Regions from separate parts of the Mus musculus genome. Here region 1 is linked to region 2. A link is a contact called in ENCODE POLR2A ChIA-PET data. All regions are on one chromosome and are shown on one strand. The core of a region is the stretch at or near the end of the contact, and the rest is flanking DNA. Distances in the headings are between cores, read along the strand shown. Region 1 holds the start of 2810408I11Rik (RIKEN cDNA 2810408I11 gene). Region 2 holds the start of Klf7 (Kruppel-like factor 7 (ubiquitous)).

Evidence for each region. ChIA-PET counts read pairs that join two places held with the same protein, here RNA polymerase II (POLR2A).
Region 1: POLR2A ChIA-PET joins it to region 2 with 36 read pairs in embryonic stem cell. The contact joins the promoter of 2810408I11Rik here to the promoter of Klf7 in region 2. POLR2A ChIA-PET finds 5 or more read pairs at or near these places in 4 of 5 experiments (Patski and embryonic stem cell).

Annotation. Positions count from the first base shown.
Region 1 is chr1:64,689,044-64,692,539 of GRCm38, reverse strand. 2810408I11Rik (RIKEN cDNA 2810408I11 gene) reads left to right here and starts at 1,881. Exons shown (of 2, transcript NR_038009.1): 1 at 1,881-2,076. Ccnyl1 (cyclin Y-like 1) reads right to left here and starts at 1,195. Exons shown (of 10, transcript NM_001097644.1): 1 at 1,140-1,195. The coding sequence starts at 1,149.
Region 2 is chr1:64,119,966-64,123,527 of GRCm38, reverse strand. Klf7 (Kruppel-like factor 7 (ubiquitous)) reads left to right here and starts at 2,139. Exons shown (of 4, transcript NM_033563.2): 1 at 2,139-2,628. The coding sequence starts at 2,527. It overlaps Gm35880 (a long non-coding RNA gene), which reads right to left and starts at 1,961. Exons shown (of 3, transcript XR_373464.4): 1 at 1,857-1,961.

The DNA.
Region 1 (3,496 bases), core at 632-3,131, 570 kb before region 2:
ATCTGTAGCCTTCATTCAATAACCACACTGCTATCTAGAATTACTTTTTACCCAATTCACAGATTTTCAAAAATTTTATAATTATAAAACACCAAGTATTTCCTCTTCTCCCTCCTACCTACCCAGCCAGCTCACCCTGCAATGGATCAGTTTTCGAGCTTCAACTTTCTTAGCACCAAGTAAGAACCTCCAGGCTGAAGGTGTGCAGGGAAATGGAGCCATAGAAACAAATATTACAGGCACCCGCAGGGGGCTGTCTTCTTAAATCCCAAACCTTTACATTACTAATTTAAAGCTAAATTTAAGCTTTTGGCTCCATTTAAACGCCCAATGAACAATCTCTCCCCACCCTGCTTCCTTTGGAAGAGGTAAAATAAATGAAATTTGTTAAATGGCGATGTATTTACCAAAATGATAATTTTAAAGCAAGCAGAACTACTCCTTGTTAGGGAGGGGAAGCAGTACTTTTCTGAAGCCTGGAAAGAAACTAACATCTTTCACAGAAGTCTCCTCTTTCTGTGTTCCAACTATAACTGAAAGTAATAAAGCAACCTTTATTATTGAGGCTACTTTCAAAATCCTACTTAATACCATACACATTTTGGTGGCAATCTCTACTTGAACGTAAATAAGAAATCTTTAACCATGCTGAATCTAGATTGCTCTAGTATCAGTTACTCAACTCGTTCAGAGCAAGAGGAACATTATGCTCTTACCTTACGTACCATCTGCCTAAGTAAGGACAGAGAGATGGGATGGCTATTCTGAGGTTAGGGGTACCTGGGAGTTTTATTAAGAAAAGGGGCAATTATAGTCTCTTGAAGTCTTAAGTTCCACTGGACGGTACACAGCAGTACAAAGAGGAAGCGGTGCCGGGTACAGGGTCCCGGGTCAGAATGAGAGAATGGGAAGAGTGAAGAACTGGGCGTAGGGGTGGGAGAGAAACTGGCCAGACGTGGCCGAGAAAGAATAAGGGGTGGGAACACGAGCCACAGCCCTCATTCCCGGTGTCCAGGCCTGCGCCAGGAATAATCCCGGCAGGAAGGAACCCGAGGCGGCGGCCGCCTCCCAGCGGGACCCAGGGAGTCGGTGGAGGCCAGAGGTGCGCCACGGCCCGGACGCGCCCGCTGCCTCCTCACCTTCGGGCATCTCTCGGTCACTGATGTGCTGCAGGTGGTGGCCCTCGCCGGCTCCGAAATCCAACTCGGCGGGCTCCACGGCCGCAGCGGGCGCCGGCGCTACCGCCACCGCGTCCCCGGCCGCCGCCTCGTAGACCTCGGACTCGTAGTCGGGCTCTGCCGGCCCCGCGCGCCGGCCCAGCTTGGGGCTGGCATTGGGGGACACGCAACAGGTCAGCGTGTTCCCCATGGGGAGCGTCCGCTCCGCTCGGCCGACGCCTGCGCCTCCGCTCGCCCCGGACTCCGCGCCCGCCCCCTCCCCCAACAATGGCGCGGTCGGCGCCGGCAGCCCCGGGCAGAGCGGGGCTGCGCCCGCCCGCACTCGCCGCCGCGCCCGCTGCGCGCCCGCCCGCCCCGCCGCCCAGCCCGGGGCAGGGCTCCGGCCTCGGCCGCACCCCCGCCGGCTCGCCGCCGCCGCCTCCCCACAGCGGACTAGTCTGCGAGGGCGGCGACCAGCCCGGCTTATTTAAAAGGGGTGGGGACCCGACAAGCGCTGGGAGACGCAGCCACTGCGGGCCGAGAGCGCGGCCGGAGCTCCTCCTCCTTCCGTCGCCGCCTCCGAACTGAAGGCCGCTAGCCGGCTCCTGCCAACCGGAACGCGCTCCGCGGTCACCTGGTGACGGGTAGCCAATCAGACCCGGACTTCCCTCCACGCACCCGCCTACGGCCCAGGCACGTGACTCACAAAGCCCCGCCCCGTCCCTTAAGCTGAGCCGCGCGAATTCTGGTTTCCATTCATCTCGAGCTGCGCCGAGTCCGGCTCCTACTGGGGAGCTGCGGCAGTTTGTTACTCGAGGCCGCCCTTCAAGGCGGGCCCCGAAGGTCCGGCCTGGTGAAGAGTTGGTTTTGTCAGCAGTTTGGTCTCTCCATGTTTGACAGCTTCCCTTTGCTCACCCAAGTAAGTTGCACTGGACTTAGCCGGTTGTATATGGCTAAATGCTCTTCTCCTGTCTTCCCAGTGTTACGTTCTCGCTTGCAACTTGGCCATAGCAACCCCGGGGCTCGCTCCTTACTCTCAATAAAGAGTCGTGACTGTGTCTTGCATGAAACCCGAGGACACGTCACTCTTCAATTTCCTCGTACGTCAAATAAGGACCAAACTCTCGGTTCAGAAAAGCTGGGAGCCAGCAACTCCGGTTTCGCTTGTTTTCTGCCATCACAAGACAGGAGTTTCCAGACTTTGTTTCTTTAACTAGCAATGCAGAGAACAGTTTTCTCCCACAAAATAGAGAACCACACTGTGGGGTGCCCACAGTCCTAAGTGATGGGGATGGTAGAGAGCAATTGACCTTTAGCATGCACCAAGTATTGCCAACCATGCCAACCGAGCTCCCTTAGCGCTAAGTCTAAAGAGCAGTCCAATGTTCGATCTCCCAGATTTTACTGATCGGTGGCAGGGTAGGGGGAGCATGCAGAAACTGAGTAACTTTCTCAAGGTTACATGACAAGGTTACTGCTCGTGTAGGGGCCAGAATAGTCTGGATTCCAGGTTTATCTCCGAGTACCTGTGAAAGGAAGTCACGGTTAGGGAAAATGACAGAGACTGTTGGTGCTTGGTAGTGTTCATTTTAAGGAAGAGCAATCTTTTCACTTGGGGATTTTAAATATCTTCCCTAATTGAATCTTCTCGTTCATTTCTGTTCCTGAAGTCCAGCAGTCCAGGCTCCCAGTAAATTTAGGCAAATGAGAAGCAAAGATTTGGAGAATCTAGCTGTACGAGTTCACACTGCTGCTCTTGGAGTACAAACACAAATATCTGACCCCAAAGTCAATGAGGTCAAGAGTTTAGTTGTTTTCTTTTAATGTATATATTTATTGTATTTGTATGAGTACACTGTGGCTGTCTTCAGACACATCAGAAGAGGCATTGGCTCCCATCACAGATGGTTGTAAGCCATTATGTGGTGGCTGGGAATTGAACTCAGGACCTCTGGAAGAGCAGTCAGTGCTCTTAACCGCTGAGCCATCTCTCCAGACCAAGAGTTTAGATTTTATACTGGAAATAAGTGTTGAACATGAAGTTCAGAAGTCATTGTCATGTGTATTTAAGACTATGTTATTCTGGACAGTAAGAAGGAAGGGAAGAAAGGTCTAGTTAAGGAAGCCTAGTCTTTTCCTAGGAAAGAAAGACAACTCCAACAAAGGGCACTGGTGACTAAGTGGACAAAGAACTTATTTCCTAAGTGAAATAGGAAGTACTTACCTATTGGATATGGAGGGAGAACAGAAGTAGAAGGCAAAAAAAAAAAAAAAAAAAAAAAAAGTCTAAAGTTCTGATTTAGAGGGTAGGCGGGTTTTGATGCCGCTCCCCTAGACAG
Region 2 (3,562 bases), core at 890-3,389:
TCACACAAAACAAGACAACAAAATGCAAACCAACTAAATAAAAATAGCAATAGTATAAATATAAAACACAAAAATTAATTCCCTTGAGCCTTAAACAGTAAATTATGTGATCTCGCCTTGATGTTTACCTATTGTATCCAAGGTTGCTTTTTTCTTTTCTTTTTTCTTATTACTCATAAATACATCTACGTTAGGACCTCTCAGTGGATTTCTGCCCAAGCCCTACAACCAGATCGTGTTGGGGGAAGAGTGGACAGGGTGAGACCTAACAAATTATTGCAAGGTTTCGCTATCTTATTTTCTTCTAGACTCTGGCCTGTTCTCTATGGAGACTATAAGTTCAGGTGCTATTTAATTTCTTTGCTTAAAGTCTGGGGACAGTGGACAACAACATTTAATGCCTCCTAACAGTGACATACTACCCTAGGCGTATTTTGTTTCTTCTAACAAGAGTGGCAGATATTTGAATTCTTGTTCCTGGGAAGCCCAGGCCTTTACTGCCATTTGCTCAAGTCATGGAGCTGATCGGAGGCAGCACATTGTAAGCAAGGCATCAATTATGCAAAGAATTTTGTTTCTTTGACCAACAAGAATGTCAGGCACTAAAGGGCAAATAAACCGGCTTTTCTCCAATCTTAGTAATTAATTTCCTCTGGGGGAAATGGGTGATCTTTTGTTTTATGAAACAAATGTAATGTTCTTATCAATAGAAAGGAATGATATGGAGTCGATTAAATTGTATTTCTCCCATTGAAGGTATAAGGACGTTTCTCGTGTCTAAGTACTGAATTCTGTAGTTATTCTAAAGGAGTCCAGCTTTCGGTGTATTTTGGAGAAGGCACACGAGCCATTTAAGGTCAAGCAAACAAATGGGCAACTCTTAACCACGTGCATTGCACAGGTTTCCATTTCTGAGCTTGCAGAATCTTGAGATCTTTAGAGCCCTGCTCCATACCTGCTCCATGAAGTTACTGGATAAACCTCTTGTAAGGATCTGCTAGCTAACTGCTCCCCGCTCCAGCCTGCACCCTAATTCGACCCACGCTCCCCCTATTCTCTTTCATGCACACGCTTAGATGCTGGACACCAGACTCCTGGCCAGGTTTTAGGCTCAGTTCAGAGGAAAAGGAGGGCGGTAGGCGATCGGCGGCGCGCACGGAGGCGCGCGGGCCGGGGCGGGGACAGCGTGCAGCGTCGGGGGCGGGCGCAAGCTAGTCTCCGTGCAGCTCGCCTTTGTTCTCTGCCATTGTGAGGCACTTCCTCTCTGGCACTTCATTTCGGCACCCTGTGGGGAATTCGGAACTGGCTTTTGGGCTTTAGTCTGGGGTACGTGACGCTGTCCTGAGCCTGGGCTCTCCCTTGCTACCCTTCTTCCCCATGCTTGGCGGAAGGCCGAGTGCAAAGAGCTCCTTGCCCCCGACCGCTGCGCCGCCGCTCTACCGGCTGCTCCCGCAGGAGGCATCTTAACCCAGGACCGGGACCGCACCTCCCGATCGGCCACCGCGGCAACCCGTCCCCTCGGATCTGCACTGGGTACGGGCGCCGGCGGCTCGGGCGAGCCCTGCAGCGAGGGTCGGAGGCCAGCGCGCAGCCCGAACCCGGCCGCCTAGGCGTCCCAGGAGCCAGCGCAAGTGTCGCAGCAACACTCCCTGGCGCTCAAGCTCCCCGGCCGCCTGGCGGACTCCTCTACCCCTTTATATAGCCCTCTAAAAATAGCTTGCCTCGTACCGCCTTGTAAGGCAGCAGGGAGATCCGCAGCGCGCCAATCGGCGGCTGCCGTCGGGGCCAGGCCCCGCCCCATGGTCCTCTCCGAGTGCCGCATTGGTCCTCAGTGACTTCATGAGCCCCCTGTTTACCTTACATGGTCACACGCGGCCTAATGGACGCCCTCCTCCGAGATCCCACGGCTGCGCGCAAAACGGGGCGGAGGGAGGGAGTTTGGGGAGGGGGAAGAGCAGGAGGAGGAGACAAGGGGGGGGGACTACAAACTAGCGAGGATGGGGTGGGGGGTGGGGAGGGAAGGGAAGGGGTGGGGGGGGAGAGAAGCGATCGCGAGAAAAAAAATGCAACCTCCCAAAATAAAGAGCAAAGATTGCATTAGGAGCGAACAGCGCTGCAGATATAGATGGCAGCTTCGTGTCAGTGAGTTTGCGTTCCCCTTCCTGATCCACGCGCTGGAGTGATTAGAGCCCTGGAAGGGAATTGTTACTCCCGTGAAGTCCCCTTTTCCTGGCAGTCATCTGCACTGTACACGCTGGATCCCTCTCTCCGATCCACCCCACTCACTCGCTCCTCTCTCACCTCCTCTCTCACCTCCTCTCTCTCCCTCCTCTCTCACCTCCTCTCTCCCTCTCTCCTGCATTGATTTTTTTTCTCTCCTTTTTTTAGTTGACTGAAACAAAACAAAACAAAAGGGCCACTGGATGTCTGCCTTCTTGGGGGGTGAGCCAGACAGACTGACAAACAAACAGACCCAGCTGAGCTCGGGGGAGGGTTTCTCCTCCGGTTTTGCCCGGCAGCAGCAGCATGGACGTGTTGGCTAGTTATAGTATATTCCAGGAGCTACAACTTGTCCACGACACCGGCTACTTCTCAGCTTTGCCATCCCTGGAGGAGACCTGGCAGCAGGTGAATGATTTAAATTACTTGTGTAAATCGTGTGGCGGCGGCGGAGACGCAGGGGCTGCGTTTGGTGTGGGCTTTGAGTTGAAATTTTTTTAATTAATTTTTTCTTTTTATTTATTTATTTATTTTTTGGCTGTGTGTTGTTTAAAATGTTTTGTGAAACAATCATATGCGCTTACCTCTCCACCCACCCCTAGCCCCTTAGTGTGTTGAGCTGAGCCGGTCCTAGCTGCCTGCATTTCTGTCACCAACACACATCCTTGCGCACACGTTGTCGGCTCGCTGTCCCCTAGCAGAGAATTGCTGGCGAACTTCTCGGGTTTGGAGGAGCCGGGTGGGAAGGTGGTCGAGCAATGGTTGACAGGATACCACGTTCCTAGATGCAGGAGTTCTGACCTTAGTACTTAAATCAGCTTTATCCATTTCAACTGGTCCTGAAGACCGTCAAGGGGGGTGGGGGGAAGCACGGAGTGTTTTTCCCAGTAATTTACTGAGTGTCAATAAAGAATAGGAGCTTGATTTTTAGATACAAGGTGAGCTGTACGAAGAGAAGCCAGGTGACAAAAGATGCTTAAGGATATGTACAAGGAAGATGAGAAGATATGTCTCTCTTAGGCTGACAATGTATTGTATGGTTTCTCTAGCTAATGCCTCCAGAGAGAGCAGCCTGTACTGTGTCCTTGCTTTTTGTTTGTTTGTTTGGGGTGCCTCTCAGGTTAGCACCACCTTGGACAAAGGGTGGTGTGTGCTTCCTTGCTTCCCTACTTTGTCTTAGAGGACTAGTTAAGAAAACTCCTAGGATGCTAAAGGGTACCGGTGCCAAGTTCTCTTGGCATCTCCGGGAGGTTGAAGCCTGACTGGGGACAAGTTCACTGGGCTTTGTGAAGTGGAATAAAGAAAGTGCTGGTCAGTGGAAAGTGCTGGGTCTGCTACGGAA